Linked DNA regions of Homo sapiens: region 1 is linked to region 2. A link is an interaction called in ENCODE POLR2A ChIA-PET data of the cell type or tissue named here. Cell type or tissue: A673. All regions are shown on one strand. Links, peaks and the distances in the headings refer to the core of each region. The heading gives the core; the rest is flanking DNA.

Region 1 (16,404 bases), core at 3,936-11,935, 87 kb before region 2:
TGTACCTGTCACCTGAGTAGTATACATTGTACCCAATAAGTAACTTTCACCCTCATTCCACTCCCACCCTCCCTTCTTTGGAGTCTCCAATATCCATTATGCTACCCTACGCCCCGGTATACACATGGCTTAGCTCCCACTTTCAAGTGAGAACATGCAGTATTTGGTTTCTGTCCTTAAGTTGCTTCACTTAGGATAATGGCCTCCAGTTCCATCCACGTTGCTGCAAAAGACATTATTTTGTTATTTTTATGGTTGAGTAGTATTCCATGGTGTGTGTGTGTGTGTGTATGTGTATATATATATTCAACACATCCACCACCATACATAGCTACTTTTTTGTTTTTGTTGTAGGGTGTGGTGAGGACCCTTACAATCTACTCTTAGCAAATTTCAAGTAAGCAAAACAGTATTATTAACTTATATTTACCATGCAACTTATTCATCTTATGAGTGAAAGTATGTACCTTTTGACCAAAATTTTCCCTGGACCTTAGCCCCTGATAATCACCATTTTACTCTCTGCTTCTATGAATTCAACTTTTTTAGATTCCACATAAAAGTGAGATCATATAGTATTTGTCTTTCTGTGTCTAGCTTATTTCACTTATCCTAAAGTCCTCCAGGTTCATCCATGTTGTTTCAAATGCCAATATTTCCTTCTTTTGTATGATTGAATAACTATTCTGTTGTGTGTGTGTATTTACACACATGTATATGTATATGTGTGTGTCCATATATATATTTCCTTTTTCCATTCATCCACTGATGGACACATAGGTCATTCCCATATCTTGGCTATTGTGAATAATGCTGCAATGAACCTGGGGCTACAGCTACCACTTTGAGACCCTTCTTTCACTTTTTTAGATATACCCAGAAGTGGATTGCTGAATCATATGGTAGTTGATATGGTTTTGCTCTGTGTCCCCACCCAAATCTCATTTTTAATTGTACTCCCATAATTCCCATGTGTTGTGGGAGGGACCCAGTGGGAGATAATTTTAATCATGGGGGCAGTTTCCCCCATACTGTTTTCATGGTAGTGAATAAGTCTCATGAGATCTGATGGTTTTATCGGAGGTTTCCACTTTTGCATCATCCTCATTTTCTCTTGCCACCACCATGTAAGAAGTACCTTTCACCTCCCGCCATGATTCTGAGGCCTCCCCAGCCATATGGATCTGTAAGTCCAATTCAACCTCTTTTTCTTCCTAGTCTCAGATATGTCTTTATCAGCAGTGTGAAAAACAGACTAATATAGTAGTTTTATTTTTTAACTTTCTTAGGAACTTCCATACTATTTCCCATAATGACTACGCCAGTTTACATTCTCATTTTGTCCCAATTTTTAATCGGGTTGTTTGTTTTCAATTATCTTCTTATGTTTAATATGGAGTGCAAGGGCAAGGAATGAATAGGGAAAAATTGTTGGGATTGAGAAAGCCTCTTCTCTATCCTTCTCTCCATCCTCCATCTCACTTTCTCTTTTCTTTCCTCTCTCACCTGTAATATATTTATGTTTTTTATATATTATGCATGTGTGTTAACATATATGAGATACACATATGCATAGGTATATCTCATATATGTGTATGTCTCACATACATGTATGCACATATTTGAGATATACATATATATATGCATATTTCATATATATGTATGTATATTACAAAGATGTTCCCAAAAGGAGGGAAATAGGTTTCTCTTGAAACGTAGGACAACAGTCTGAGACAGCAGTTGCCGTGTGAACACCTGCACATGACGAGGGAAAAGAAACACACATTTCTGAGTCATGGGTTATTTGTACCTCGCCCTCACACCTGGCAGTCTTGCTGTCAACATCCTCAGCTACTGCTGGAGAGTTTGTAAAGAGTCCCAGTTAATCCCGAGGTAGCAATTTTGCCTGTTATTCATTGACATCTTCAACCTGTGAAACTTGCTTTAGAGTGATTACCCCTTTTAAGCTTATTGTTGTCCTCATGCAGTTTTCCTAAGGTTATTAGCTAAGTTATAATTTTCAGTGCAGTTTTAAGGGGTATAAAAGTGAAATTCTGGGTGACCCTTTCTTGTCCTTCAGAGAGAATTATTTGACCATGTCTTTTGATGCACATTTCTATTGATCTCTATTGGTGTATACATATATGTATAGAGGTATAGAAAAGTCATTGGAAAAATATGTAAATAGAAATCTAGTTGACTGTTTGGTTTCTTTTTATCTATACTTTTCCTACTTACAAAAATTACAATTAAAACAATTCATTGGTGATACGGTTTGGCTCTGTCCCCACCCAAATCTCATCTTGAACTGTAGCTCCCATAATCCCCACGTGTCATGGGAGGGACCCAGTAGGAGGTAATTGAATCATAGGGGCATGTTTTTCCCATGCTGTTCTCATGATAGTGAATAAGTCTCACGAGATTTGATGGTTTTATAAAAGGGAGTTCCACTGCATATGCTCTCTTGCCTGCTGCCATGTAAGACATCCCTTTGCTCTTCCTTCGTCATCTGCCATGATTGTGAGGTCTCCCCAGCCATGTGGAGCTGTAAGTCCATTAAACCTCTTTCCTTTATAAATTACCCAGTCTCAGGTATGTCTTTATTAGTAGCCTGAGAACAGACTAATACCATTGGCATCCAATAATATTTCCTATGAAGGCTTATTTAGAAGCAGCAATGGTACCATGGCTAAGCAAACAGCCAAAGAGGCTGGAATGCTACATTGAATCATGGCTCCAATATGTGAGCTTGGGCAGGTTTCTGAGCTTCTTTGTTCTGTCATCTGTAAAATGGGAATTATAATAATGATAGGACCAAAGCTTCTAAGTTATTGTACGGTTTAAATAAGTTGATACTCCTAAAACTCTCAGAACAGTGTCTGGCATGTGGTAAACACATAAGGAAAGTTATTCTGTCTTGGATTTAATGTCAATTGACATAAAGACTGCCATTGCTATTTGAAGTTAACTGTATTATTTCTGCCTAACATATCTTTTGGAACTTTAAGATCAAAAGTTAAAACTAGTCTTTCCTACATCCCTTATGCCTTGTAAGTCTTTTATTTGTCTTTCGATACAATGTGAGAGATATCAATCAGGGAAAATACCTCTTTTAAACTAAAACATGAAATTACATTCTGTATCCTCCTAGAAAGAAATGTATCGTGTAGAGTGCTTTTTCTTAGTAAGAGCAAACCACCATGGGAATTTGATATCAAACAAACATTAAGTAATACAATCCATGTGGATTGGAGATCTTTCTCAAAAGTTTGGTATTATTATTCATCTTAAGTAACAATATATTAAAAAATCAAAATGTCTCAGTTTTTGCTTATGTTATATTTCTAGCTTAACTCACCAATTTTAGATGTTATTTGAGTGTCCCGTTTTGGAGTAGGTTGCTAATGATGTTAAAACAACATACCATGTGATTTACCTGCAATGCCACTAAGACAAACACATTTGCTTGCAAACTTTGGGTGAGAGGCTTATGTGCTTGTTCTGCCAAAATGCAATTGTTTAAATTAGTATCCTCAATTTGTCTCCATCCTTTTCAAATAGTTGTTTTATTTGAACCCAAAAATATCTTGAGAATTATTAGAGCAAAATATCTATCATTAGAAGAACGGATAATCCAATTAGGGTATATCCGTACAATGGTCTCGTAATCTGTTTGTACTGCTATAACAAAATGCCATAGATCTGGTAATTTATAAAAAGTAGAAATTTTTTTCTCTTAGTTCTAGAGGCTGGGAAGTCCAGGATCAAAGCACCAGCAGGTTCAGTGTCTGGTGAGGGCCCTGTTCTCTACTTCCAAGATGGCGCCTTGCTGTGCCCACCAGAGGGGAGGAATGCTGTGTCCTCAGATGGCAGACACGACAGAAGGGCAGGAAAGGGACTAACTAGTTCCCTCAAGTCCGTTTATAAAGTCTATAATTCCATTTATGTGGTCTTTGCCCTCTAAACTCAATCACCTCCTTAAGGCCTCACCTCTTAATATGATCACATGGTAACTAAGTTTCAACATATGAATTTTGGGGGACACATTCAGGCTATAGCAGATGGTATACTCCTTAGCAATAAATAAGAAGGAACTACTGATCAATGCAACAGCATGGATGAATCTCAACATTATTATACTACGAAAAAGAAGCCAGACACAAAAGGCAACATACTACATGATTCCACTTATATAAAATTCTAGAAAGGGCACAAATGTAGTGACAGAAAGTAGATCAGTGGTTGCTAGGGGCTGGGGCTGGTTGAGACACTCACTGCAGAGGGGCATCGAGAAACTTTGCAATGATGGAGAAGCTTTATACCTTCATCATGGTGGAGGCTACATGACTGCATATTTTGTCAAAATGCACTGAATTGTGCTATTAAAGTTGGTGGATTTTATTGTATGTGAATTATACTTCAATCAGATAAATCTGATTTTTGTAAATGCTGTTAAGGTACAATGAAGTTTTTTAAAAATCAGCATAGTTGGCTGGGTGCAGTGGCTCACGCGTGTAATCCCAGCACTTTTGGAGGCCGAGACAGGTGGATCACCTGAGGTTGGGAGTTTGAGACCAGCCTGGCCAACGTGGTGAAACCCCGTCTCTACTAAAAATACAAAAATTAGCTGGGCGTGGTGACACACGTCTGTAATCCCAGCTACTCTGGAGGTTGAGGAAGGAGAATCTCTTGAACCCAGGGAGGCAGAGGTTGCAGTGAGCCAAGATCGTGCCACGGCACTCCAGCCTAGGAGACAGACAGAGACCTCATCTCAACAACAACAACAACAACAACAACAACAAACAAAAAAAAAACCAGCATAGTCAAAAGCAGCTCACATCAACTAAAGAAAAAAAATAAATTCAATAAAGAATGGGGGGAAAGATCATTTGCTATGTTAGAAGGGTGTCTTCTGCTCAACCAGTTCTTTTGCTTCCTCTGGATTCATCACTGGGGGCAGGAGGAGTCTGCACAAAAGAAAGTAATGTGATGGGGAGGTGTTTTGTGAAGAGATGACATCTCTTAGCTATTTTGTCAGCCCATTCCTCCCATATACTGCCCAAGAGAGGGAGACCTCAGGAGACTGTCATCTGGTACCTCTTCACCTCCCCCCAATACATGTGGTATGTTAATTTATTGCATCTCATTGAATCAGACAACTTCAAGTAGGACCACACTTCACAGTTGAGCACATCACCCTCCTGTTGCGTACAGAGATCCCCTGTTTTGTTCACATGCAAACTTTGGTGGATTGTGAAGGAGAAACTCAATCTCCCATGGCTCAGAGATCAGGCAGTTAGAAAGGACAGAACATTTAGTCCCACACACCACTGTCAGGCCACACAAAATTAATCATCCTAGAAAGAGAATATGCTGTTCCATTTAGTGAAACATTACCACGGAGGTGCCACAACCCCTATTAATATGCAACAATCACTTTCCCACCAATAAGAAAGGAGAATGACGGCTGCTCCTTACCTTTTTCACTCAAAAGCTAAAAAGAGAAGAGAAAGCCTAAGCCTAGAGATTCTGGGAAGGAAATACCTAAAAAGGCTTTTTACCACCTTGAGAATATAGTTGTTTTCTAGTTTGTTTCTTTGCAAAAGACCCACCTAAAGAGATAGATGGCCAGTATTAGCATAAAACCAAGCTCTGTGAGAGTGCAGCTAATGCTGATGTGATTTAGTTAACATTTGTTCTTCAATAACAAAAACATAGTTTTAAAAGGCACATATGTTCTCAAGGGGGACCCCAGAGTCATCTTCTCACTCAAGCAGAGCTGAGGTGTTGGGGAGGGACGCAAGGGGAGGCAGAGCGTGGACGGCCAGGGCAAAGAAGGCAGGTGGGCAAGTGAGATGACACGTTGGCCTCGCAGGTGACATCCAGGACTAGACGAGGTAATGCATTAAGAGCTAAGCGCATCCCATTCATGAAATTGTAATATCACTGACGTGTATCTGTGTATGTACTGTATCTGTGCTCTATACGTAAAAAGAATGAGTTTTGTTCATCCTCTCCCATAGAACCATTTTCGCCCTCTTGGGATTAATACCATCCCCACTGAGAGTGCATACACTAGGGAGTGCAACTTACTTATGCAATTTCTTCATGTATGAGACCACAGAGTATTATAGCTAAGAGTCCAGCACAAGGCACGGTGCCCTTCCTCCCATCAAATGCTCACATCTAATCTTCAGCACCTATGAGTATGTGACCTTACATGGCAAAAGGACTTGGCAGATGTGACTAAGGAATGTGAGATGATGATATTATCCTGGATTATCCAGGTGGACCCAGTGTGATCACAAGGGTCTTCATGAGAGGGAGGCAGAAGGGTTGGAGTAGGAAAAGGTGTGATTATGGGAGCAGATGTCACAAAGAGAGAGAGGCTTAAAGATGCTACACTGCTGGACTGGAAGCTGGAGAATGGAGCCACAAGCCAAGGAATGTAGGTGACCTCTGGATACCAGAGAAAAGAAGGAAATAGATTCTCCCCTACAGCTTCTAGAAGCTGACCCATTTTTGACCTACAGGCTTCAGAACTGTAATATATTTGTGCTGGGGCATTTGGGATAATTCATTACAGCAATCGGAAATGGAACCATATCCTCTCAAGCATTGGACTCTAACAGACCCAAGCATAGGTTTTGGCTCTGCCACTCACTAGCTGTACAACCTTGGCAAGGAAGTTTATTCTGAGTCTCATCTGTAAAACTGGAATAATAGTATGAACTTTGTAGGGGAGCTCTAAAAACAGCAGCTGGCACAAGATAAAAGTGCTGAAATAAAGGAGTCCGGGCAAAACTAAAAGTAGAGGCTATTGGGATGGGTGCAGTGGCTCACGCCTAAAATCCCAGCACTCTGGGAGGCTGAGGTGGGAGGATTGCTTGAGTCCAGGAGTTTGAGTTCAGCCTGGGCAACATAGAGACCCCATCTCTATTTAAAAAAAAAAAAAAAGTAGAGGCTATTTTCATACTTATTCTTTACCATTGGCTTTCCCTGACATATCACCTGACCAGATTTTCCCACCTGCATATTATTTATGCCTAAAACTTCATAGATCTTTGGAGAAATAAAAATGCCTGATTTTTGGCCTTCTTTGATTCCTTTCTAGCAAATTTATGACATTAGTTCTCAGGCCTCACTGCTAACGTATGGCAGAGACTAAGACATGCCTTCCCTGCCAGGACACGTCATTTTCCAGAAACAGAAGGAATGTTTGACCTGGATAAAAGGTTTCTAAAATTAGTATTTTCCTTTTTTGCTCCTAGTCATTGTTCCTAAAAAGAATAGACTAATTTTGCTTTTCTTAAAAAAAAGATGTAAGTGGAATCATTTTATTGGATTGAAAATTCTAACTTGAGAAAAGTGCTCCTGCCAATAACATAATGAGTGAGAAGAGAAGCATTTGCCAATATCAATGCCTAGTCAAAGTGGAATGGGAGACCTGATGCCAAAAAGCATAGCTCCCTGATGTAGTAAAAAATATAGGCAACAGCACTTGTCTGGAAGGGAGCAAATACATGTGTTCTCCTAGTGTCCACTATTTCCCTCCAATTGATCTTATTTTTTATCTGTTTCCAAACTCAAGTAAAAGTCCCTGAGAGCAGGACGCTTGCCATCCTTTCTTGTTATGAGGGTCCCAGAGCTCAGCACAAGGCCTGAGATACACTAAAGACTTAGAAATGGTTGATCAATGAACAGTGGCATATTAAGCCAGTGGTAGCAGAGGAATAAAATAATAAGGCCGAAGGGCAAGTTCCCAGACTCTGCTGCACTCAGCTTCAAGGAATGCAACCCTGGATAAGTAAATAGCACTTTTAATTTGAGCAAGAAGTCTGGAGGTGGCAGTTCTAAATTTGGTACAGCAGTCTGACAGCCTCATCAAAACACCAAGTACATGAGCCAATTGTGTCACTCCTGCTCACAAGATGGCTGTCACAGAACCAAACATCACATCTCTACATCATGGGATCCAAAAGCAGGAGAGGAAAGGCCAAACTTTGCCACCATTTTTTTTTCTCCTTGTATTATGCGAGGAAGGAGGATCCTTCCCTGAAGCCTCTGCCACCATGTAGGCATCCTCTTATTGGCCAGAGCTACATCACATGGCCCATACCAGCTGCATGGGATACTGGGAATCAAGCATCTCTTTGAGATGCAAGTGAATAATAATAATACATGGTTGGGGCTGGAGACGATTGGCTATTGGGCAGGCCACAAACAGTGTCTGCCAGAGGTGATTCCAAAGAATTATTAGAATTGAGCAAAGGAAAGTAGTTCATATCCTCACTCTGGCCTTTCAAAAGACATTAAGGAGATCTAACTCACATCCTAAACACCACTTTTCTCTCTCCTCACATTGCTATATGTCTCTCACTCAAGAGGCTCCCTATCCTCAACTCTCCACCTTGAAACTCTGTGAGACACCCCATCCTCATGAGGTAGGGGAATAGGGTCTGGAGGCGGGGAAGCTAAGGACTTCCTAGAACTAAATCAAGCAGAAAACCCACAACTTTCTATGCTCAACTATGGATGTAACTGCACTTCAGCTATGGCAGGAAATATCCTCTTCATTTGCATAGGGTGTACACCAAGTAAATAACTTTGTAACTTCCCTTCATCCTCTTCATTTACATAGGGCATACACCAAGTAACCAATGGGAAACCACTAGAGGGTATTTAAACCCCAGAAATTTCTGTAACCAGCACTCTTGAGCCACTTGCTCAAACCTGCTCCCACTCTGTGGAGTGTACTTTCATTTCTATAAATCTGTGCTTTCATTGCTTTGTGCATTTTGTCCAATTTTTTTGTTCAAAACACCAAGAACCTGGACAACTCTCCACTGGTAACACTCACAGGCACTCTCCTTTCTTCTTTCCCTCCATTGCACTGTATCACCACTGAGTCTAAAGTAATAACAGAGAGTTCTGAACACTGGCTCTCCCAGATGGCCCAACAGCTCCTTGTGCCTCTGTCTTCCTTGGGAGTGAGCAAGAGCCCTGGGGAAATCTCATCCTTCTCAAACTCAGTGCTTTTTCTCACCAAAAAGTCTAGTGGAGAATTCCTGTTAGATAAAATTATCTTCCCTATTGCATTATTGTGGTTGATAGTCTCCAAAGATGCACACATACAACCCACCACGCAATAACCCATGCTTCCTGGTATTCACACCCCTGTGTAGTCCCCTCTGGGCTGGTCCTATATAACCAACAGTATGTAGTAGAAGGGATGACACAGGACTTTCAAGAAGCCTTTTAAGAAGACTCGGAGCTTCTGCCTTGTCTCTTGCAACACTAGCTCTGAGAAAGGCTAGACACAATATCAGAAGTTCTACCCTGAGATTGCCATGCTGTGAGAGAGCCCAAGCTAGTCACATGAAGAAGCCATGAGGCAAGAGAGAGGTACCCAGCCAGTTCCCAAATATTCCAGCCATCCCAGTCCAGGAACCAGACCTGTGATTAAAGAAGACATCATGGGCATTTCAGCTAATAGATGCCGTATGAGGAAGGACCATAGGAACCAGCCCATAGCCAGAACTAAAGCTCCAGACATATGTCCCTGTGTGAGCCGTCCCAGCCATCTTCATCCTTTCAAGGCACCCCAGCTGTGGCTCCAGACATCATAGAGCAGAAATAAGCTGATCCTATCCTCTCTCTGCCTGAATTCTTTTTTTTTTTTTTTGAGACAGAGTCTCACTCTGTCACCCAGGCTGGAGTGCAGTGGCACGATCTTGGCTTGCTGCAACCTCCACGTCCCAGATCAAGTGATTCTCCTGCCTCAGCCTCTTGTATAGCTGGGATTACAGGCACGTGCCACCATGTCTGGCTAATTTTTGTATTTTTAGTACAGACTGGTTTTCACCATGTTGGCCAGGCTGGTCTGGAACTCCTTGACTTCAGGTGATCTGCCCATCTCAGCCTCCCAAAGTGCTAGAATTACAGGTATGAGCCACTGCACCTGGCATCTGCCTGAATTCTTTTTTTTTTTTTTTTTTTTGAGATGGAGTCTCGCGCTGTCCACCAGGCTGGAGTGCAGTGGCATGATCTTGGCTCACTGCAACCTCTGCCTTCCAGCTTCAAGTGATTCTCCTGCCTCAGCCTCCCAAGTAGCTGGGATTACAGGTGCCCGCCACCACACCCAGCTAATCTTCTGTATTTTTAGTACAGACGGGGTTCCACTATGTTGGGCAGGCTGGTCTCAAACTCCTGACCTCGTGATCCACCCACCTTGGCCTCCCAAAGTGCTGGGATTACAGGCATGAGCCACCGCACCCGGCCCTGAATTCTTAATGCATGGAATCATGACCTAATAAAATGGTGGTTAAGTCAATCATTTTGGGGATGCTTGTTACACAGCCATAGATAACTGAAATAACTATTAGTATGCATTTTAATTCTTTGTATTTTATTTTTACATGCATATATACTTACATACATACCAATTAACATATATGAATAAATGCAATCATATTTTCTGTTATTGTTGTTTTGGTGAAACCTGTCTTTTTCTTTTTCTTATTGGCTTCTTCCTCATCTCACATCTTCCCTACCCCCTCCAAGGACACCCAAGCTAACAACCTAATATTTCTTCTTTCATATTTTTCTCTTTGTTCTATACTTTGTAAAAGACAAATCTGAGACACAATAAAATTTCAAAGAGTGTATCTGAATAGAGGCAATTCATTAATTTGAGAAAAGAAAACCAAAAGGGAATTAGTGTTTTGATGACAAAGCATTACATGCCAGAATTAAGGGAAAATGCAGAGGCATAATATAAAATGTGTTTGATGTGTTACAATTACACAGTTGCCTTATTTGATCATCTCATTGGAAGGTACCCAGTTATATAATTTTAAGTTTGTTGACTGTTTCTGATTGGTTGAGCTCAAGTTCTGTTTTTCTTTAGCATAGGCATTTACAAGAAACAGTTCGAGTTGTTTTGCTTATGTCTGCAAATCAAGCAAGGTTTAGCTCATTTATGTGGTCTAACAGGCTTTGTCCGCTCAGGGATTCTTCAGGTCTGGTCTTTATTTTAATTTACTTTAACTAGCCCCATACAGACATTTCCCAGCACATCCATTAATAGTGTTTGTTTTTTTTTAATTGTAATAATCTTCCCCATCTCAACTCCAAATTCAACTGGTATAACTTTAATTCATTTTTTTTAAAGCTACAATGTACTTCAAGGTATAGACATACTATAATTCATTCAGCCATTATGCTAATTTTGGGCATTCAGTTTTTTTCTTATTTTTCTCTGACAATTTTTACCTGGGCGTAAGTTTTTTGTTTTGTTTTGTTTTTTTTTTTTTTTTGAGATGAGGTCTTGCTCTGTCACCCAGCTGGAGTGCAATGGCATGATCATCACTCACTGCAGCCTTGACCTCCAGGGCTCAAGGAATCCTCTTGCCTCAGCCTCCTGTGTAGCTGGGATCACAGGCACACACCACCACACCTGGCTAATTTTTTAGTTTTTTTGTAAAGATGAGGTCTCCCTTTGTTATCCAGGCTGGTCTCAAACTCCTGGGCTCAAGTGACTGTCCCTCCTTGGCCTCCCACATTGCTGGGATTAGAGGCACGAGTCACAGCACTCCTCTGGCATAAGTATTTTTAAACTCGTAATGTTTATCCAATATTAAAAGTTATTTGGAATACACTTAGAAAATTTCTTTTTTTCTTTTTTTTTTTGAGACAGAGTCTCCTTCCGCTGCCCAAGCTGGAGTGCAGTGGTATGATCTCAGCTCACTGCAACCTCCGCCTCCTGGGTTCAAGCGATTGTCATGCCTCAGCCTCCCTAGTAGCTGAGATTACAGGCGCGTGCCACCGCATCTGGCTAATTTTTGTATTTTTAGTAGAGATGGGGTTGCACTGTGTTGGCCAGGCTGGTCTCAAACTCCTGACCTCAGGTGATCTGCCCACCTTGGCCTCCCAAAGTGCTGGGATTATAGGCATGAGCCACCGCGCCCGGCCGGAAAATTTCTTCTTCACATTTTTCAAAAATAAAACATTGGCATTTCTGTTTTAAATTTTTAAGGACTTTTTTGTACTTACCATGACAGATACTCTGGACACAACTTACTGTTCCATGACTCATACAGTCTGATTTTAACTGTCATGCAACTGCTGTTGAGTAATATGCAACTTTCTCTTTGCCTCTTTGGATGGAGAAGAAAACAAGGCAGCACAGTTGGGCTCCAAAGATAAAAACATGGGCAGGGTTTCAAGATCACTCATCTCTGTCTTGGAGGATAGACCAAGAGAGATAGGACAGACCAAGAGACAACATGAAAAAAACATGAAAAGAGAAACAGCATTGAGAAATAACAACAGCTGCACTCAATTCTTTTCCTCAAGGTGCATTTTAACCAGATCTTGAAATAGAATAAACACACCTACAATTCTAATCCTAGAGTGGACATTTTTTTAAAATCAGCTTTTCATATCCTTTTACCACACCAAAAAGAACTTACCAACAATTTTCATTTAACAAAAATAAAAATAATCAGCGAGATCAAAGAAATGGTAAGGTGCGCTTCAAGTTTCTGGAAGTTTATCAATAAAAGCAGCATACTGTATTAGTGGGTAGGATCCATTATATGCAAAGCATACCCCAAAGAGCAAATGTTTCTGGGAACAAGAACTGAAAAATGTAAGCAGAGCCTGCCTCCTTGTGTGGGTGCAATAGCAGTGCCCAATAGCAGTGACTCGCAGAGTTGTCCCTGGGCCAGCAGCATCACATCACCTGGGTACCGGTTAGATGTGCAGTTTCTGTAGCCGGAGCCCAGACCTCCTGAGTCAGAAACACCCCCTTCCCTGGGGGTGGGGCCCAGCTATCTGTTCCCACAACCCCTCCCGGGTATTCTTGCACTAGCTCAAGTCTGAGGACCATGTAAGAACTGGCTCAAGGCTCTGAATGAAATGGAGTTTGCAGGGAACTGGAAAGCGTCCTTGTTTATAGGGCTCCACACAGCTTCAAGGATGGCTGCCCTGGGAAACCCTGAGCCAATAATAAGATATTTCAATAACAGCCTGATTTTAGGACTTTTAAATGAAATTTCCCAATTCAAAAAAATATAAACACTGTGTTGGCCAAACCATCAGCAGACCTCATAGTTGGCAACCTCCGATAGTGTGAGGTTTATTTTTTTCCCTACCTCAAATCCCTCTAAAAAGATGGCTATAAAAAAAATCATCGTCATCATCATCATCATCATCATCATCATCATCAAGTTATCATAGCTTCAAGCAATGAAACATTGAAATCCTGTAACCAATTTCAGCTGTGCTTGCAGATTTGTGGGCTCTCCAGGCATCCTGCCCGTCACAATGTGCATCCCATCTGTGTTTTCCACAGAGAGGGACAGTGGTGGGATGTTACCAGTGGCTGGCCCCCTTTGCAGCTTTCTGTCACGTAGTCTTAAGCCAGTAAGTTGGCTATGTGGTTAATTCATGAGTCCTCTTAAAAATGCCTTCTGAGAGTTACATCAGCTCCAGGTGATATAAAAAGAAAAGCTGGATTTTCTGAATTTGCCAAGCAGAGGCTCAGACTCTGCAACATGGAGATGTCCCTAAGGCCATGACACTCTCAGCAAGCAGGGCCCACCTGGCCTATCAGCCCCTCCATTCAAAGCTGATGCTCATTGGTTAGAACCTGCCTCGCTGCTGGGCCAGCCCTAGGCAAATTGGGAAATAGGTCAAGTGTTCAGTCCACTTTGAATCCCACCTCTCATTTCTAGTTCCCTACTTTCATTTTTTCTTTTCATTATTTCTTCATTTCTTAATGGATGGGGTAGGTGCATACACATAGCAAACATTCTGAGCGATATACATAATAAGATAAGGCAGAGAAAAAATCCCCACCCTAACTCTGATGGCTCCCCAAGCCCCATCCCAAATTTCCTTCCTTAGAAGTAAATACTTTACAGTTTCTTATATCCAGAGGTATCCCAGGCATGTCTATTTATAAGTTGTCTCCTCAACCTCCCGACACCATTTTTTAAAAACAAATGGAAACATACTGTACGTGCTGTTGGGCACAGCTTTTTCTTTCCTTACTAAAATTCCTTGGGGAATTTTAATGCCTGTGGAATATTTCATTGTAGGGACATATGATTATTTATTTTTTTAAACTTTTATCTAGGTTCAGATTACATGTGCAGGTTTGTTATAAGGTAAACTCATGTCATGGGGGTTTGTTGTACAGATTATTTTTTCACCCGGGTACTAAGCCTAGTACCCACTAGTTATTTTTTCTGATCGACTTCCTCCTCCCACCCTCAAGTAGGCTCAGTGCCTGTCATTCCCCTCTTTGTGTCCCTGTGTCCTCAAGGACATATGATAATTTATTTAACCAGGTTTCTACTAATAAGCGTTTAGGTCATTTCCAGTTTTTTGCCACAACTACAGTAGTCCAGCAAATAGTTCCATACGTAAGCCTTTGTACCCCTATGCAATTTTATTTCTAGGATAACATTTTAGAAGTGGAAGTTAGACTTACAGTGTTTGTGAAATTTTAAGTATTAATAGATATTACTGAGCTATTTTCCAAAGAAGTGGCCAAATTACACTCCCACCGACGATCTATATGGCTGTTCTTTTTTTTTTTTTTTTTTTTTTGGGGGAGACAGAGTCTCACTCTGAACTCTGTTGCCCAGGTTAGAGTGCAGTGGCACAATCTCGGCTCACTGCAACCTCTGCCTCCCAGGTTCAAATGATTCTCCTGCCACCGCCTCCCAAGTAGCTGAGATTACAGGCGCCCGCCACTACGCCCAGCTATTTTTTGGTGTTTTGTTTTGTTTTGTTTTTTAGCAGAGACAGTGTTTCACCATGTTGGCCAGGCTGGTCTTGAACTCCTTACCTCATGATTTGCCCACCTCGGCCTCCCAAAGTGCTAGGATTACAGGCGTTAAGCCACCGTACCCAGCCACAGCTGCTCTTTTTTTATACGCTTTCCACTGGGGTCATCAATTGTCTCCTTTTTAACCAATTTGGCAAGGGAAAGCCAAGTGTCATAATTTTATTGTGCTTTTATTTTACTATTTATGAGGCCAAACATCTTTTCTTCTGCTTAAAAGCTGGCTGCATGTCTTTTCCTGTGAACTCTTCACTCCTATTTGTTGTCTGTTTCCTACCCCCACCCCTTGGTGCTGTGTTGCTGTTTATTTATCTAATTCTTCTTTTTACAAATTGAGGTACAATTCACCTACCATAAAATTCACCTTTTAGAGTGACAATTCCGTGATTTTAAGGATATTTGCACCATGTGTGCAATCGTTCCACGTCTAATTCCAGAACATCGTCATTACTCCAAAACAAAACTCCCTACCCTTTAGCGCTGAGTTTTTTCCCTATTCCCAGCCACTGGCAACCACTAATCTGTTTTCTGCCTCTATGGATTTGCCTATTCTAGACACTTTATATAAATGGAATCATACAATATTTTGCTTTTTGTGTCTGGCGTCTTTCACTTAGTACCATGCTTCCAAGTATAAAGCATGATATAACATGGATCGGTGCTTTGTTTCTTCTTATGGCTGATTAATACTCTATTATATGCAAATGCTAGATTTCCTTTTTCCAATTGATGGATATTTGGGTTGTTTCCACTTTTCAGCTATTATGAAAATGCTGCTATGGACATTTGTGTACAAGTTTTTGTGTGGCCATATGTTTTCATTTTCTTGCTTACCTAGGAATGGAATTGCTGGGTCTTAGGGTAACTCCATGTTTAACTTTTCCAGGAACTGTTAAACTGCTTTCCAAAGCAGCTGCACCATGTCACATTCCTACCAGCAATGCATGAGCATTCCGATTTTTTCACATCTTCCCTACCACTGGTTATTGTCTCTCTGATTATGGCCATCCTCGTGGGTGTGAAGACGTATCATGCTGTGGCTTTGACTGCACTTCCCTAATGAGATGACATTAGGCATCTTTTTATGAGTTCCTTGGCCATTAGTATATCTGCTCCAAAGAAAACACTATCATCCTGATTTGGCTGCTTTGCTGCACCCTGAGCCTCTTGTCTCTGTTTCCTGGCTAATTTTTCCAGAGTCTCAAAGTAATAATAGTCACCCTTTGGCAATCTTCTATGTGTCCTGAACTCAACCTGCCCCACAACCGTATCTCCACAGCTGACCCGTGGTGTCCTAACAACTGAAGCCACTGATAGAATAATAGGCCACCTCCCCTGGTAAGCTGCTTACCACTTAAAAGGTGCTTGAGACACTCATTGCTGCTGGAAATGTGAATCTGTAGAGCCTTTTTAAGAAAATAATATGGCAGTGTCTGTTTTTCAAAACTAAATGCATATTGATTTGAGGGTAACACTTCTACATCTGTGCCTCTATTCTATAGAAATATAGCACCAGTTTAGGATTTTTGAACACGAAAGTTTATTCC
Region 2 (16,404 bases), core at 4,485-12,484:
GAGCCACTCAACCAACCCCAGAACTTCTTGTTCCATGTTTTCATTGGTTAAGCCACTATTAGATACATTGAGTTGCCGCAGAAAATGCCATCCTTATTGTAATGCCTATTTATCTGTGGTAAGACTCTGGCCAAATCATTCAATTGTTCACTCTTTATCTATAGAATAGGGATAATGTTATATTTCCTAAGCTGTCGAACTATCTTGATGCTATTTATAAAAAAATATTAAACACCCGGTACAATACCAGGCATAGCAAGAAGTAGCTATTAATATAATCATCTCTAAATATTGGATATGTGCATGGTGCCTAATCCAGATAATTCATGCTCATGGACTAAATAGCTCTAACATTAACACAAATAACAACCACTAGCATTAATTGAGTGCATGGTGCTAAGAACTTGACATGTATTGCCTGATTTAATATGCAGACAACTTTCTGATGTGTATGCAATTCCCACCGAGAACAGAGAACACGAAAAGCACAGAGATGTTGGGCACTGAGCTTAGATGAGGGATATAGATGTGATTTAGAGCCCAGCAAGTTGTTCTGGAGCTTGTCCTCTATGACCACGAGTTAGATTGCCTATATTTCAGCCTCACCTGAAGGGCTCTTGTGGCTCACACTTACTTTTCGGAAATGCGATTGAATTAAATCAGTTCAAAATGTGGAAATCCATGTCCATGCTCTATTGCCATTCTCAGTCTCTGATATGGCTCCAGTCTCCACCTCGTTTCCTAAAGATAGATTGGGGTCCAAAGCCAACAGCCCAGCAGCAGACCCTTCCTCACAAATAGGTTTTGTTTGGCCAATCCAGCATTTTTAATCATTTAACATCTTTAGATGGGACAGCTTGACTTTACTTTGTCATCATCCCTGTCACTACTTTTGGTCTTAGGTCTGGTCAATCCATGCTGATATTCTCTGCCTTGCCTCCTGAGGACTTTTGAGTTTGTAACCCCCCAACTTCCGTTTTTGTTTACAAAAAAGAAAATACTAGAAATTGTGTCAGTAGCTTAAGAAATTTAATTTAGCTTAAGAAATGTGATTTAGTTGCCAAATGTTGGGGTGTTCTGCATGCTGATTTACTGATGGGCAACTCCCTGAATCAAATGGCAATACAGAGACTAAGGGTTCTTCTCGATTTGGAAAATTCGGGTCATTTTGCAAACCAATGGTATGTTCTGTATGATGGGAAAGAAAATAGTTTCTCAGCAGACGATATTTTTGGAAATAACTAAGTCCCCTTCCCCTACCCCCTGACACCAAGAACAAGGCTCCAAGAAGCTAGGGGTCTGGCCCAGCAAAGACAAGTGGGAAGATGCCTTTGACTCTATGGTACTTTCCAGGGAGGCAGCAGATGAAAGCCATGTGGTTTAAAGGGCCAGATAGTAAATATTTCAGGCTTCATAGGCCATTTGTGGTCTCCATCCCATACATTTTATCTTTTAAAATATTTCTTCCAACGCTTTAAATGCGTAAAATCCATCAGGCGTGGTCGCGTGTGCTGATAGTCTCAGCTACGTGGCAGGCCAAGGTAGGAGGATCACTCGAGCCCAGGAGTTGAAAGCCAGCATGGGCAACGTAGCACGACCTCATTTCTTAAATAAATAAATAAAATTAAAAGGTAAAGACTATCCTTAGCCCAGGAGCCACACAGAAACAGTTACTGAGCTGGATTTGGTAGTATTTTGCCAGCCCCTGCCTGAGGAAACAAAGGAAATTAAAAAACCTCTCCTGGCCAATTCACTCTGTCCTGTGGCAGGGAACAACACAAATGCAGAAACTGTCCCAGATGTGACTGGGGCCCTGTACAAATGGAGTGAGGCACTGCAAAAGAACACAAGTTGAGAGCAGAGTGTGGTAGATGGGCCCTTCCATCCAAGCCGCCACAGACACTCAGAGGCAGAGGAAATCGAGCTCACTAGGTACAGTGGCCAGGGCCGCGAACAACTTAGCCATCAGTTTCTTGCCAAGTTCATTTTTCTTCTGAAAGCATAAACTTCAATTAAGTGAAATGGCAAATGACTGTTCTAGGGAAAAATTAGATATCGCTTAATGAGGAAGTCAATTAAATTCAGTGGTTTTTACACTCTCCTTTCTACAAAGAGGACAGTTTCTTTATAGTTGCAGGGGAACTGGAAAGAGAACTGGAAGCTGTCATGGTTACCGTCTCTAACGTTGGACTCTTAAGAAAATGATTATTCCTGGTTTCTAGACAGGCCAAATGTAATTCACCTACGTGGCAGATTAAAGAGGTGGGCTTACTAGATTTGATTGGGTATTGAGCATGCTCTGAATGACAGTCCCCAAAAAGGACCTCTTATCTGTTCTTCCCCTTGGGGAAGGGATTTTGCCACTTCCATGTCAATGTGGCAGTTGAGCTTGGAAATTGGTGCGTTGTACAACATAAGCATTACTTCTCCAAGATGTGCCTGTGTAGAAATGGTCATAGATTCAAAACTGTAGCTACTATGTGGACAGGGGGGCAACAAGGACCCCACTTTGTAAAACATGTTTTGGGGGAATGTTTTGTTTTTCATTTTCTTATTACCTGGCAAAATAATCCAGGTGGTGTGTGAGTCACCAGTAGAGATTATAAAGTCCAAGGAAGTAGAATCAGCCTTACAAACAGTGGACCTCAACGAAGGAGATGCTGCACCTGAACCCACAGAAGCGAAACTCAAAAGAGAAGAAAGCAAACCAAGAACCTCTCTGATGGCGTTTCTCAGACAAATGGTAAGCCCCTTACTTCCAGTATAGGAAACCTAAGATACCTAGAGCGGCTTCTGGGAACAATGGGCTCATGCCACAGGTAGTAGGAGACATAATTGTAGCTGGTGTGTATGGAATGTGAATGGAATATGGATTGCATAGTGAGAAAATTCCCTTTCTTCCTTCTGATTCAATCATACAGAAAGTCTCAGTTTATTGCTAATATTCTTTAACCCTTCTTTAATGCCTGCTAACACTTTTTAACAAAAAAAGAGGTGCCCTTGGGTTGGAATTTTTTTTATTTCAATAGTTGTGAGCATACAAGTGATTTGAGATTACATGGATTAGTTCTTTAGTGTGATTTCTGAGACTTTAGTGCACCTGTCACCCGAGCAGTGTGCACTACAGCCAGTATGCAGTCTTTTATCCCTCACCCTTCTCCCAACCTTCTCCCCTGAGTCCCCAAAGTCCATTATATCATTTTTTATGCTTTTGCATCCTCGTAGCTTAGCCCCCAATTATGAGTGAGAACATACAGTATTTGGTTTTCCATTCCTGAGTTACTTCACTTAGAATAATGGCCTCCAGCTCTATCCAAGTTGCTGCAAAAGACATTATTTCATTCCTTTTTCTGGCTGAGTAGTATTCCATGGTGTACATAAGCCACATTTTCTTTATCCACTCATTGGTTGATGGGCACTTAGGTTGGTTCCATATCTTTGCAATTGTGAATTGTGCTGCAATAAACCTGTGTGTGCAGGTGTCTTTTTCAGATAATGACTTATTTTCCTTTGGGTAGATACCCAGTAGTGGGATTGCTGGATCGAATAGTGGATCTACTTTTAGTTTTTTAAGGAATCTCCACACTGTTTTCTATAGTGGTTGTACTAGTTCACATTCCCACCTACAGTGTAAAAGTGTTCCGTTTTCACCACCTCCACGCCAACATCTATTTCTTTTTTTCGGCCTTTTAATTGTGGTTGCGTCCAAATTTTGGCATACAACAGCATCTAACTGGAAGTTACTATTATTGCTTACTATTATTTATTTTTAAAGTTTCCTTCTCTTGGTGGTCAATGATACTGCTTTTCTTATTATGGTAATGATATGAGGTTTTCTTTGAATTACATTTGTTTACATAAAGAATATCAGGCATTTTAAGGATTATGTATCAAATAGTCCAAGTTATATAAAGATATGGCAAAAATTCTGAAGGTGACGTGAGTGACACAAATTTGGACAAAACTAGCTTATAGATAAATTAAATAAGGAAATGACAACATAATATTCCAATAGTGAAATATATAACTTAGTTGATGAATTAGCCATGCTTTTAATTTGTGTAGAATAGAAAGAATGTGATAGATATATTTACTGTTTATAAAAAGCAATGCACATTAAATGACTAAACAGCCAGGAGCTTAAATAATATAATGCAACAAAACCTAAATCAGTTGGAGAACAAAAAACAAAAATGCATGTAAAAGGTCATTAGTTTAATTCTCTTTTAATGAAAAACAAGAATTTCATTATAGTGTGACTTTATTTTCAGGAGTATTTGGAGTTTAATCCTTTGAGAAAGCAACTCTCTAATTTCACAGGCTCAACCTGTTAAGGAATTCTATCTAGCCCACAAAACAAAACAAAACAAAACCCTTGCCAATGGGAACTGAGGCATATTAGAAATAATTATGTTAGAAATTGTTGACAGGAATCATTTTCTTTTCCTGTTATATTCTCATGGAGTAAAAAGTGTAGAATCAGTTGTGGGCGGCCCATATGGCCAAAACCCCATCTATCTCATTGGCCATTTGATCTGCAATTTGGCAGTGAAAATGGAGATTAAGACTTGAGATTTTTTTTAAAACCAATTTTTACATGATGCCAGGAAAGAAAAGAACATTTGGCCTGTTTCCGGCAACTCATCTAACTTACAAATGGGATCCCCAAATATCTCATCATAATATTGAGAGTGATCAGCTTTTCCATTTCTGGATGGAATTGAGAGGTACAGAAAAAAAAAACAGTAAATAGAATGATGGTCTCTTCCAAATAACCAACATGAAGCTCCTTCATTTAAAACAGGGAAAAGTACAAGAAACTCCAAAGAAAGCATGAAAAAAAAAAAAACCTCTAAACCACTCACAGCATCCATCTAAAACAAATTCTTAAATTCTAATGAGGTCTCATATTACTTAAATTTATCCCCCAGAGCTATCTGTTAGATGCTGTTTGGGAAAAGTTTTTGGCAGTAGAAAATGGGTAAGTCTAAATTCTGAGGGAAACAAATTGAAAAGAAAAGCGTCCTTTGGAATCAATTCGCTATAGGATAGGGATGAAGGTAGGTGAGGACACACTTTTCCCCAGCAATCCCCAATGGATTCTTAGAATTGGATTCCATGCTGTCCATTGTTCTTATTACCAGTTGCCCACGAAAAGGCCTGGGAACACGAACATTATCTTTGCAAAATTTAAATCCTGATTGTTGGAATTTACTTTAAAATTCCAGGTATTCTAATTATCGTCTTTTTTTCTGTTTTGCCTTCATTACAACACTATATTTATACTGTGATTAATTCAAATAAACAAATGAAGAGTTTTCCAGCTTACTAAAGTCCCTACCACTCCCTATTGCCACACCCAGTCTAGCTCACTCATTTATGTTACCGGCCCTTTCCCTGTGGGTATTTGAGTTTGCAATCCCTGATAGAGAACCGCCTGATTCTTTAGAACAACTTATTTGAATCATATTGTCTGGATTTATCATACTCAGGTTAACCATTGCTCAATGGATGGACATGTGGTATGTTTTCAACTTTTTGCATTTCATGCATTCACTTTTTCAACAAATAATTATTGAGTGTCCACTATGTTCCAGGCACAAGGGATACAACAGTGAGCGTAAACAGGTGCAGTCTCCCCCGGCGGAGAATAAAACAGACATTTAGTTTTAACTCTATCCTCATATTCAGTGAGCACACACCAAGTGTCTCACCCACGTTATTTCAGCTGCTTCGCAAGCCTGTATGAAGATCCTCACACACTTACTTCTATGCACATGTGTTAATGTCCCCATTGGGTAGATTTCTGGAAGTTGGCTCTAGCAATCATTCTTAGGAAATACTTTTTAGTAACATGTTCATAGCTTCCAAACTGATTCAAAGTCTTCGGATTTATGCAGGAAAGAAAAAACCTGCCCTAACAGCTTGAAAATAGAGACAACATCTGGCCCATCGCTAAGGGTTTTTTGAGCGGTTGGGGATGTTGAGCCAAATAAATAAACGTTTCAGACAAATTTTGGATATTGTTAGCAAAATATCGATTTGTTTAAATAATTGATTTAATGGAAGAGAGAACTCAGCTGCAAAACCTATGCTTTGATTCACCAAATCATTGATTTTCTGCTTTCTATCCTTTGCATTTCCCTCCTTTTTCTTTTTTTTTTCTTTTTGAGACAGTCTCGCTTTGTCCCCCAGGCTGGAGTGCAATGGCACAATCTCTGCCCGCTGCAACCTCTGCCTCCCGAGTTCAAGTGAGTCTCCTGTCTCAGCCTCCCGAGTAGCTGGGATTACAAGCGTATGCCAACACACCTGGCTAATTTTGTGTTTTTAGAAGAGACAGGGTTTCACCATATTGGCCAGGCTGGTCTCAAACTCCTGATCTCAGGTGATCCACCCGCCTCGGACTCCCAAAGTGCTGGGATTATAGGCATGAGCCACTGCATCCAGCTAGAGATCTTTTTCTCTCTAGAAATTTACTGCTCATAAAAATAAAAATAGAGGCCAGGCGCGGTGGCTCACGCCTGTAATCCCAGCACTTTGGGAGGCCGAGGCGGGTGGATTACGAGGTCAGGAGATCGAGACCATCCTGGCTAACACGGTGAAACCCTGTCTCTACTAAAAATACAAAAAACTAGCCGGGCATGGTGGCGGGCGCCTGTAGTCCCAGCTACTCAGGAGGCTGAGGCAGGAGAATGGCGTGAATCCGGGAGGCAGAGCTTGCAGTGAGCTGAGATCGCGCCACTGCACTCCAGCCTGGGCGACAGAGCGAGACTCCGTCTTAAATAAATAAATAAAAATAGGAAAAGTATCATTTTTAAAATAACTATATTTTAGGGAAAGGAAAACAGAATCATGTAAGTCCTAACAGTGCATTCAACACATAGAGATGTAGCACTTCACAGAAATCCTGCGGGCTCCTGCAGGATTTTAAACAATTGCGAGGAATATCTAAGACATCTGTCATGCCCTAAATAGGAAAAGATTCTTATACATATTAATTCAGCTGTATGTCAAGAAATTGAATATTTGAAGTGCTGGTGTATTTTTATAAAGTGAGTGGGTAGAATACTGCATTCATGTGTCCACAAAGCAGGTAGGCAAATGAAACCAGAAAGGTGGTAGATCTAGATACAGTTTTATACTTCGTCAATATTAATAACACCTTACACTTGAAAATGCTTTCCTCCTCCAAACTATTTTCACCTACCTTATTTCATTTACTCCTCCTCATATCTTTCTTTGGACCATTAGATTTGTAAGAAAATCTTTGTTGGAATAATGTTCTCAGGCTTAGAGAAATACTGTGAGCTTTAATAATGGGTAAATTAAAAGTCCAAATGAGGAGGCAGCCATGAAATCAGAGGGTTTTTTAAATTAATTACATTCAATCTAGTAAGTCTAACAAAATCTGTTGAAATGTACTATTGGAGGTGGAAAGAGGGTGGTCTGTGACGGTAGTTACAAAACAGAAAACCGAAAGTCTTCCATATGAAATTCTTCTCTGAGCATTAAAATGTTAATACTGATTTGCTCTTTAAGGAAAGATTTCTGAAGGAAGCATTAATTTGGTCAATTCCTGTCCCTACCAATGACTTGCATTCCTTTCTACCCTAAGAGGGTCTCTGTAGTCGTTCAGCACTTTTCAGTTATCGGCAGTAACAACAATGAGAGCTACCGTTTATTTATTGTCTGCTAGGCACTTTGCACGCAGTATCTCATTTATTAATAGAGAACTCTAGGAAACAAGTGCTCTCTCTGCCCCATGATGGACATAAGGACACAGAGACTAGTGAGTATTTATGGGATTTTTCCACGGTCCGGGAGCTGGTAAGCGGGAGAGCCAGAATTCCAACTCAGTTTGTTGTTTTGTTGTCATTTTGTTGTTCTAAAGCTCACCCTTTGACTCATGTGTAATTGCTGCTTCCTGTGCTTCTGCAGCTGGTATTCTCAGAAAGGATACGAAGGTAGAACAACCACATGCTCCATTGTTGTGATTTCTTTAGTAATGTGTTCTATGGAAGTACCATTTTGATGCATTGAGCTGTTGCACTTACCTAAAATGACAATAAGGGAAAGGAGAAGAAAATTAATATATGGCTTACTTAAAGCTTGCACATAGGTTTTCTAAATATATTTGTCACTAAAACAAAATTTACCTTGGCTGGGGAATTTTGCCTGACTAGTCCAATTCCATTTCAAGTGAGCATTGTGGTAAAATACTAAGCTCAGATCCATTACCTTTGTTGATCCTAGAAATTTTCAGTAGATCCCATTCTTGGATTTGTTTTCATGAGACTGGTCTGATAAACAATATTGCAGATATAGTCACCATATATTAAATTTTCAGCCCAATTCTTTTTCTTTTAAATGTCAATTGTGTTTGAATTATATTGCCATCAAAATACATTAACATTCCCTTCAAAGAAATGTGAACTGACCACCAAACACTTTTGCTAGATTTTTGAATAGCTAAGTGATATACATTGGAGATGGTTCAAACATTCCTCAGAGTATCAAGCTATAGGAATGCATGACAAGATGAAAGAAATAAAAAATGATTTCATTAATATACAAGGCGTGAATGCCACAAGTAGATTCCATCTCAACACTGCAGGCTGAATGCCCTGAGATACTTCACCTTTGACTGTCATGAATAAAAATTAACTCCATGAAGAAAGTTGCTCAATATCACACTGGAAAATCTCTGAAATTACTTCATAGTCTTTAAACTGTTCTTCAAAGTATTAAATAGTCTCTGGAAGAATTTTAGTCTCTTTAAACAGTAACTTTGCTATTTTTGACAGCTGGAAAAAATAAGTTTCTATGTTTATGGTTCCTTTGAATACAGAGTTCAACATGAATTATTCTGATTTGTCTCTGCAAAGAAAAAAGAAAGAAGGGTAGAAGAAAAGGAGGGAAGTGAGGGAGAGAGAGAGGACGAGAGGAAGGAAGGAAGGAAAGAAGGAAGGAAGGAAGGAAGGAAACAGTTGTTATTAATAATAACTGCTGCTACAGAAGTGACTTCAGATGGATTTAATAAGATTCTAAGTGTAAACCCAAACTTCAGTCACCTTTGCATACATACAGCTTTACATGCCTCAAAATAAGCAATAAAGAAAAATCACTGAAAAGTTTGAGATACTCTCTCTCTCTTTTTTTTTTTTTTTTTTTTTTTTTTTAAGAAGTTGAACTTTGTTGCAGTAATCTCCCTGACAGCCTGGAGGTCTGTTTTCATGATTCATGATGTCAGCTGAGATCAGCTGCTGTCAACACAGCCTTCTGATTCAATCCCAATTCTTCTCCAAGGGCTCTCAAAGAAATGGGGGGAAAGAAAGCAAATTGAAACCTTAAATTGACAGAGTCCCTAATGAATGCCAAATTGAAACAACTAACGGGAAGTTTAGAATTCCTGTCTCCTAGGGGGCAAGTGAGAGAACTTTATTCTCTAGAAGGTGGTGGAGTGCTCATGCGTGACTCTTCATGTCCATTCGGTTTTTGCCTAAAAAGCCATTTTGTGCATTTGTTTGTTTTTTGCTGCTCAACATTCCCAAAGGTTGACAGATATGATCCAAAGCCACAGTGTAAAGGCCACTTGGGAATGGGCTTGAGTAGGAAGGGCTCTTACGACACAGCCCGAATTTGGAGGCTGAATGAAATCCTTACGTGTCCAAAGCTTTGGGTGTGATGGGAAGGCTGACAGAGCTGGTTATGAGGAGGGAAGAAATAGCCAACAGTTCATTTCTTTTTCTAAACCTTCTCAAGCAAGACTGGCCTTTGTAGAACAATGCACAAGGCACGGAGGAAGGAAAAACCCACTTTCCATGTAGACAGATCTAAATTTTATGGAGAGGACAGTCTGATCTTTGTTTGTCAATCTTAGTGAAACCTGCACCAATGATGTTCCTCAGTACACGGAACTTCCAGACACCACCTCTTTCACACTAAGCAGTATATTAAAAAGAGCACAACCCTTCTGTAATCCCAGTGCTTTGGGAGGCCAAGGCTGGAGGATCACTTGAGCCCAGGAGCTCGAGACCAACCTGGGCAACATAGTGAGACTCTGTCTCTGCAAAAAAATTTTTTAAAAAATAGCTGGGCCAAGCACAGTGGCTCACGCCTGTAATCCTAACACTTTGGGAGGCCGAGGCGGGTGGATCATTTGAGGTCAGGAGTTTGAGACCAGCCTGGCCAACATGGTGAAACCCTGTCTCTACTAAAAATACAAAAATTAGCAGGGCGTGTTGGCAGGCGCCTGTAGTCCCAACTACTTGGGAGGCTGAAGCAGGAGAATTTCTTGAACCTGGGAGGCAGAAGCTGCAGTGAGCCAAGATCATGCCACTGCACTCCAGCTTGGGCAAGAGAGTGAGACTCTCTCTCAAAAAAAAAAAAAAATAGCTGGACATGGTGGTGTACACCTGTAGTCCTATCTATCTGGGAGGCTGAGGCAGGAGGATTGCTTGACCATGGAGGTTGAAGCTGCTGTTAATGATGATTGTGCCGCTGTACTCCAGCCTGAGTGACAGAATGGGACCCTGTCTCTTAAAAACAATAATAATATCAAAAATAAAGAAGAGCACAGTTGACTCCTGATGAGGGGACATCCCATAAACATCCACATTTGAGTTTGGTCATCCTCCATCTTATCCAAGCTTTTATCATTTTGTTTAATCTAACATTCAGCAACTTCATACAGTGAATGCTCAATAAACGTTTATTGATTGAGTGGTGCCTCTTGCCTTCTAGGGGCAGTATGGGGAGGTGGTTTAGAGTGTGGAATATGGAGTCATTGCCTGCTGTCCAACACTGGCACTCAAACCTGCTAGTTCCATGGTGATGCTAGTATCTTTGAGCTTCCATTTCCTTGTCTGAAAAATAAAGTAATTCCACTATCTTAAGGTTCTGACATAATGAATAAATGAAATAATGCAAGTTATTATCTCATTTAGCACAATGCCCAGCACTTAGTAAGCACTCCACTAAAAATTATCCTTCATAAATAATAATTTGTATTATCTCTAATGTGAACACCGTAGCTCAGACAACAAAGATACATAATATTAATCAGTCAAAAAGTATTTGAGTGCTTTCAATGTTTCTGGCTGTTCTTAGTGCATGTGTTGTGGATTCTTACGGTCTGCTAAGAGAACAGCCATGGCCATAAATAACAGTGGAATCTGGAGTCTTCCTCTTTGCCCCATATGGCTGAAACCCTGCTCTCTATACTCCTCCCTTAGCTGGGAAGAGGAGACATTAAGCAGTGATCAAACGTGTGGGAATTAGACCTGAGTCAATGTTGTTGATAAGAACCGAACATTTTATCACCAGGTTTCTTAGGTATCAGGCACTAAGCATAGGACATTACTAAATGCACCGTTAAAACCACAGACCCCAGCATGAGTCTGAACCTGTATATGGCCAACTTGCTGAGAGCGGTGGTACTCAAACTCAGACAATCCTCAGCACCACCTGGAGAGCTTATTAAAATGCAGATCATTGAGCCTCTGCCTCTGAAAGCTTCTGATTGATTAGATCCAGCCTGGGTCTCCAGAATTTGCCTTTCTAGCAAGTTCCCAGGTGATGCTGAAGCTGCTGGTCCTGGAATCATACTTCTAGAACCATTAGCTTAGAGTGTGGAGTTTAAGGAGTCAAGTCCAACCCCTTTTATCCCTGTCACTGGTGTTGCTGGCTATAGGGGGTGCTAAAGGGTGGAAAATGAAATATTAAACAAAACTCATATCTCTATCAAGGAGAGAAAAAAAAAAAAACAATAAAACACCCACAGCCTAAATATTCCCAGTGGAAGGCTACTCATGGGTCAATTGTTCATTCAGTCTTCATTTAATATGTTCAACTATCTCCTGCTTCCAACATTAATTGGAACCGTCATCATTTATCTCAGAATTGCCTAATTCCAGGATTTAGTACTTTTGTTGTTATTTTTGGAGGCCAACACTTGAATTTAATTAGATCTGGTTAGAAATTGCATGGAAATCTCTATATCCAATGAGTAACATGTTTCCAGTTGGCCTTCCATTTGTCTTGACCCCAAACCTCAATGATAAATGACTGAGATCATCCATTTCAGAACTTTCTTGCATTCTCCACGTCACTGTACTTGTGGCTGAAGGCCATTGTCTGTTTGTTATTTTAGTCAGTGAAAGGGGATGGAGGGATCACCCACTCAGAAGAAATAAATGGGAAAGACTCCAGCTGCCAAGTAAGTGACCTCGAACTCAGTTTGGTGGTGGGATTAGTGGTGTATTCTCACTTCTTCACAGTATACTTTTCAATAAAATTCTCAGCCACAGCCAACTCATTTAATATCTCAGGATTAAGCACCTACTATATGCCAAGAACTATGTTGGGGTCTGCAGACACAAGCATGAACAAGCTAGAGTTCCTCAGCTTTATCCTATCAAAAAACTTTCACACATGTGCTTCCCTCTTTTCTGCATTAAAAATCTCTTCTCACCCTTCACTTTTTGCCATAAATGTCACCTCTTCAAAAAGACCTTCCATATCTGCCTCTCATAACTACATATTGTTCTTTTATTTCATAGCGTCATCACAAATTGTAATAATTCATTTATCTCCCCTGTTTCTTCTCATGTCTGTCTGGAATGTCTGTGGAGCAAGAAGTCTCCTTCTTCTATTTCTCTATCACCTTGCATGGTGTTTGGCAAGTACTAGAATCTATGTCTTGAACAGAATAAAGACATGGAGTCGGGGGGTCACACAGTTTGCTTTCATTATTTTCTTTATTCTAAAGAAACATAGCTATGACATATTTATAACTACATGTGTTCCTTTTTTTAAATAGGATCATGCAGCTGCACTCTTTTTTTAATTTAAAAATACACCTCCACAAAAAATGGCATCAAATATTCTTCTAGTAGTTTTGACAATATAGAGAAGTGGCTACAAGAATGAGTGGTAGACTCAAACTGTCTGGTTCAAATCCTGGCTCAGCCACTTTTTTTTTTTTTTGCTGTGTGACTTAGGCAAATTGCCAAATCTGTCAGCACCTCAGTTTCCTCATCTATATAAAGGAGCTATGAAAAGTACTTCCTTATGGGGTTGTCATACTTAGATGAATCAATACATGTAAAACACTTAGAACATTTCTGGTATAGAGGGCTCAATACATGTTAGCTACTGTATTAGTCAGCACGGGCTGCCATAACAAAATGCCATAGGTGGTTGCTTTAAAAGCAGAAATTTATTTTCTTGCAGTTCTTGTGGCTGGAAAGGATAGGATTAAGGAGTAACCAAATCAGCAGGGTTTGGTTCCTGGTGAGGACTCTCTTCCTGGTTTGTAAATGGCCACCTTCTTGCTTGTGTGTCCTTACACGGCAGAGAGAGAAAGAGAATAAGCTTGCCAATGTCTCTTCTTATAAGGACACTAATCCTATTGGGGCAGGGCCCCACCCTATGCCTTTGTTTAACCTTAATTACTTCCTATTCCAAATATAATCACATTGGGAGTTAAGGATTCAACATATGCGTTGGGGTGGGGGCACAACTCTATTGTTAACAGTGTCTATATGTTACTATTACTATTATGCTGCTGATAGGGAATTTCCATCTTATAATGTTGCCCATATCACACTCACAAATGGACGGTAATGACTGTAAATATGTTTTTGTATTTTTATTTCCATAATAATTGGTTTATCCTACATTTTTAAACAGGAAATATATTGCTTTTTACTATACTCTTCATATTTAAGCTTTTAAGACAAGCTTAAATATGATGGTATATTTTGTCTGGAATTTTACAGTGAAGGAATTATGCCAATAATCTTGGTGATTCTAAAATTGGAATGACATCCATACAAATCCAAATAAGCTAGAAACATCCCACCTAGGAGTGTTTTCAGAATCCAATTGGGAATTTTATTTTCCGGAGCCTTGGATTCAGACTTGAGAACACTGGTGTGTCCTTTCCATTTTTAGCTAATTTAATTCTCACAGCACCATAAGGTGTCATTTCTTTTATTGCTCCCATAGAGATGAGGAAACTAGGAGGTCAGTTTATCCTTGGTCACACAGCAAGGTTATGGTGGAATTAGAAACAAACCAGGTCCTTCTGACTCCAGACACTGAGTTCTTAGCCACTCACTGCATCTTAAAATCTTCTACACAACAAAAACAGTTAACAAGGCATTTGAACTGGGATCTCTGGTTTCTGGCCTTTCTGAAGAGCATTGTGGTGAGAGTTTCTGTTTCATTCTAAGGAGAGTATCTGCTCTGGGATATCTATTGTACTTGGACATCCATATCTTAGCATTTGCTGCAACTCTGACAGTTGGGGTCTGCCAGAAGTGTTCAAGACATATATTACAGAAGAGCTTCTCAAGGTACACTGGATGCCTGTTGCTTCTTTCTCCAAGGACTTCTGCCCTCTGAAGAGCACCGGTGGAGGCCTTCTGGACCGGGGAGTCTCTGCTGTTTGTCTTCCCGCTTACTTCTAAGGGGCGTGCATGATTCACTGGTGTGAAAAGAAAGTTCTCCTACAGTTGATGCCTTCTCCATCAAAGCTGCTACCTTGTTGTAGAACTTTTTACCTGGGTACAGTACATAACTTCATGAATCATGCTTATACACATGTATCCGGTGGGTCAAGTGTGTTTGCCAGTTGCCACAATCAGGGCTTTAAAACTTTTGAAGTCAATATTTAAAAGTTGACATTTTGCATTTTTTAAAATTTAATTTCAAGGTTGTCTTGAAACAACAGAAGCTCTGACCACACTGGGGCTGCAAGCCTACGTGGTATCTCTTGGCTGGATCAGAGCAACTGTTGCCCTTTGGACAGGGCATGTAACATTCAGTCTCCCCTGCTCTAAATTTTCTCCCCAACATCAAAGCCAGCCTTGCTTGAACTGGTGCTTTTCTTATACTGGAGAAATATTTTTTTGGACCTTTGTTGCTTTTGCAGCTGGAGAAATAAGATATCCACATGGTTATTCTTACCCCAGCCTGCATTTACTAGATTTTTGGATTTTACAGCCTCATCTCATCAAATTATTGGAAGCATGTGGGATTGTAAACCTTTCAGTTTGACAAAAAACGATATACATTCCAAACTAATAAAACAATCATCTCTTTTACCACCATTTCATGAAGCAAAAGGACAATTTCACACCAAAAATTAGGGTAGATGTAATTATGAAGAAAAGAATGGGCATCCCCAGGAAAACACTCGCATGTGGTTGCAAGTGGGAGTAGCCCCTTCAAAGCTGGCTTAAGCATAAAAGGGCTCCAGGAACAGCTAGATCTAGGAGGCACGCATGATACCATCAATGCCTGGTCCCTCTCTCTCTCTCTCTCTCTCTCTCTCTCTCTCTCTCTCTCCATTTCTCAGCTGTGATTTTCTCTGTGTTGGCTTCCTTTTCGGGGAGATTTTCCCTAGAAATATTGGTGGTTCTGGAAGCTCCAGTCTTACATTTTCACAGCTTCAGATCTAACAGAAAGGGAACCAGCCTCTCTCTCATTTCAGCAAAGCTCTGAGATTAGCTCCAGTGTTATCTGCATTTGGCTATGCTGAGCCAATCACAGCTGGCCAATCATATACAATGCTCTGATTAGTCAGGCCTAAGTCACATGCTCTTGTCTGGAGGTGGAAATAGTTTGCCTGGACCACACGGAGTAGATGAGGAAGAAGGGTGTTTCCCCAAGGAAAAGCCAAGTTCTGGTTCCAGAATAAGGGATAAAGAGTGCTTTCTGGGATAGCATAAAATGTATTAATGAATTATTAGATAACTAAATAAATGTCCCCACCATGACTTCATAAGTGCACATTTTACCTTTTTTTATATTCATTTCACCTAGGATTCATGAAAATGTAGATACCACCCAACATTTGAACATCTCTGTTTTAACATATTTATTCCCTTGCTATTGAGAGTTGTCCTGCAGCCACTAAAAATGTACTTTGTTTGAAATTGCTGTAGACATCAGACTCCACAGAAAAGACTATCACACCGCCAGAGCCTGAACCAACAGGAGCACCACAGAAGGGTAAAGAGGGCTCCTCGAAGGACAAGAAGTCAGCAGCCGAGATGAACAAGCAGAAGAGCAACAAGCAGGAAGCCAAAGAACCAGCCCAGTGCACAGAGCAGGCCACGGTGGACACGAACTCACTGCAGAATGGGGACAAGCTCCAAAAGAGACCTGAGAAGCGGCAGCAGTCCCTTGGGGGCTTCTTTAAAGGCCTGGTAGGTGGATTTTTTTTGCCTCTTCTTTCTGGGCTCTCTCCTTCCCCAACACCATCTGCCCCAGTCAGTTTTTCAAATTCTACATGTGGCTCTTCACACTGGGATCCCGGGTCTATCACTCAGGGTTTTTGAACTGCTATGTGACTTCCAGCAGGTTCAATCCTTCTCCATTTTACAAGCTGAGACC

Evidence for each region. Peaks named below come from ENCODE experiments on the same cell type or tissue, not always from the same donor. Only the 100,000 strongest peaks of a DNase experiment are listed, where the experiment ranks them.
Region 1: POLR2A ChIA-PET joins it to region 2 with 10 read pairs; 5 of 35 experiments call an interaction of 5 or more read pairs at or near these places.

What each region holds. Positions count from the first base shown.
Region 1 is chr20:54,040,125-54,056,528 of GRCh38, reverse strand. All of the region lies in intron 3 of BCAS1 (brain enriched myelin associated protein 1), which reads left to right. Among named protein-coding and RNA genes, the nearest start is that of MIR4756, 20 kb to the left of the region's middle. In A673, for the core only: no CTCF peak of the experiment used is centred there; no DNase peak of the experiment used is centred there.
Region 2 is chr20:53,953,245-53,969,648 of GRCh38, reverse strand. BCAS1 (brain enriched myelin associated protein 1) reads left to right here. Exons shown (of 13, transcript NM_001366298.2): 10 at 2,576-2,743; 11 at 12,152-12,217; 12 at 15,954-16,217. Among named protein-coding and RNA genes, the nearest start is that of BCAS1-AS1, 46 kb to the right of the region's middle. In A673, for the core only: a CTCF peak has its summit at 11,709; DNase peaks (open chromatin) are centred at 7,878, 8,818, 8,938 and 8,978; H3K4me3 peaks cover 1,810 bases; H3K27ac peaks cover 6,110 bases.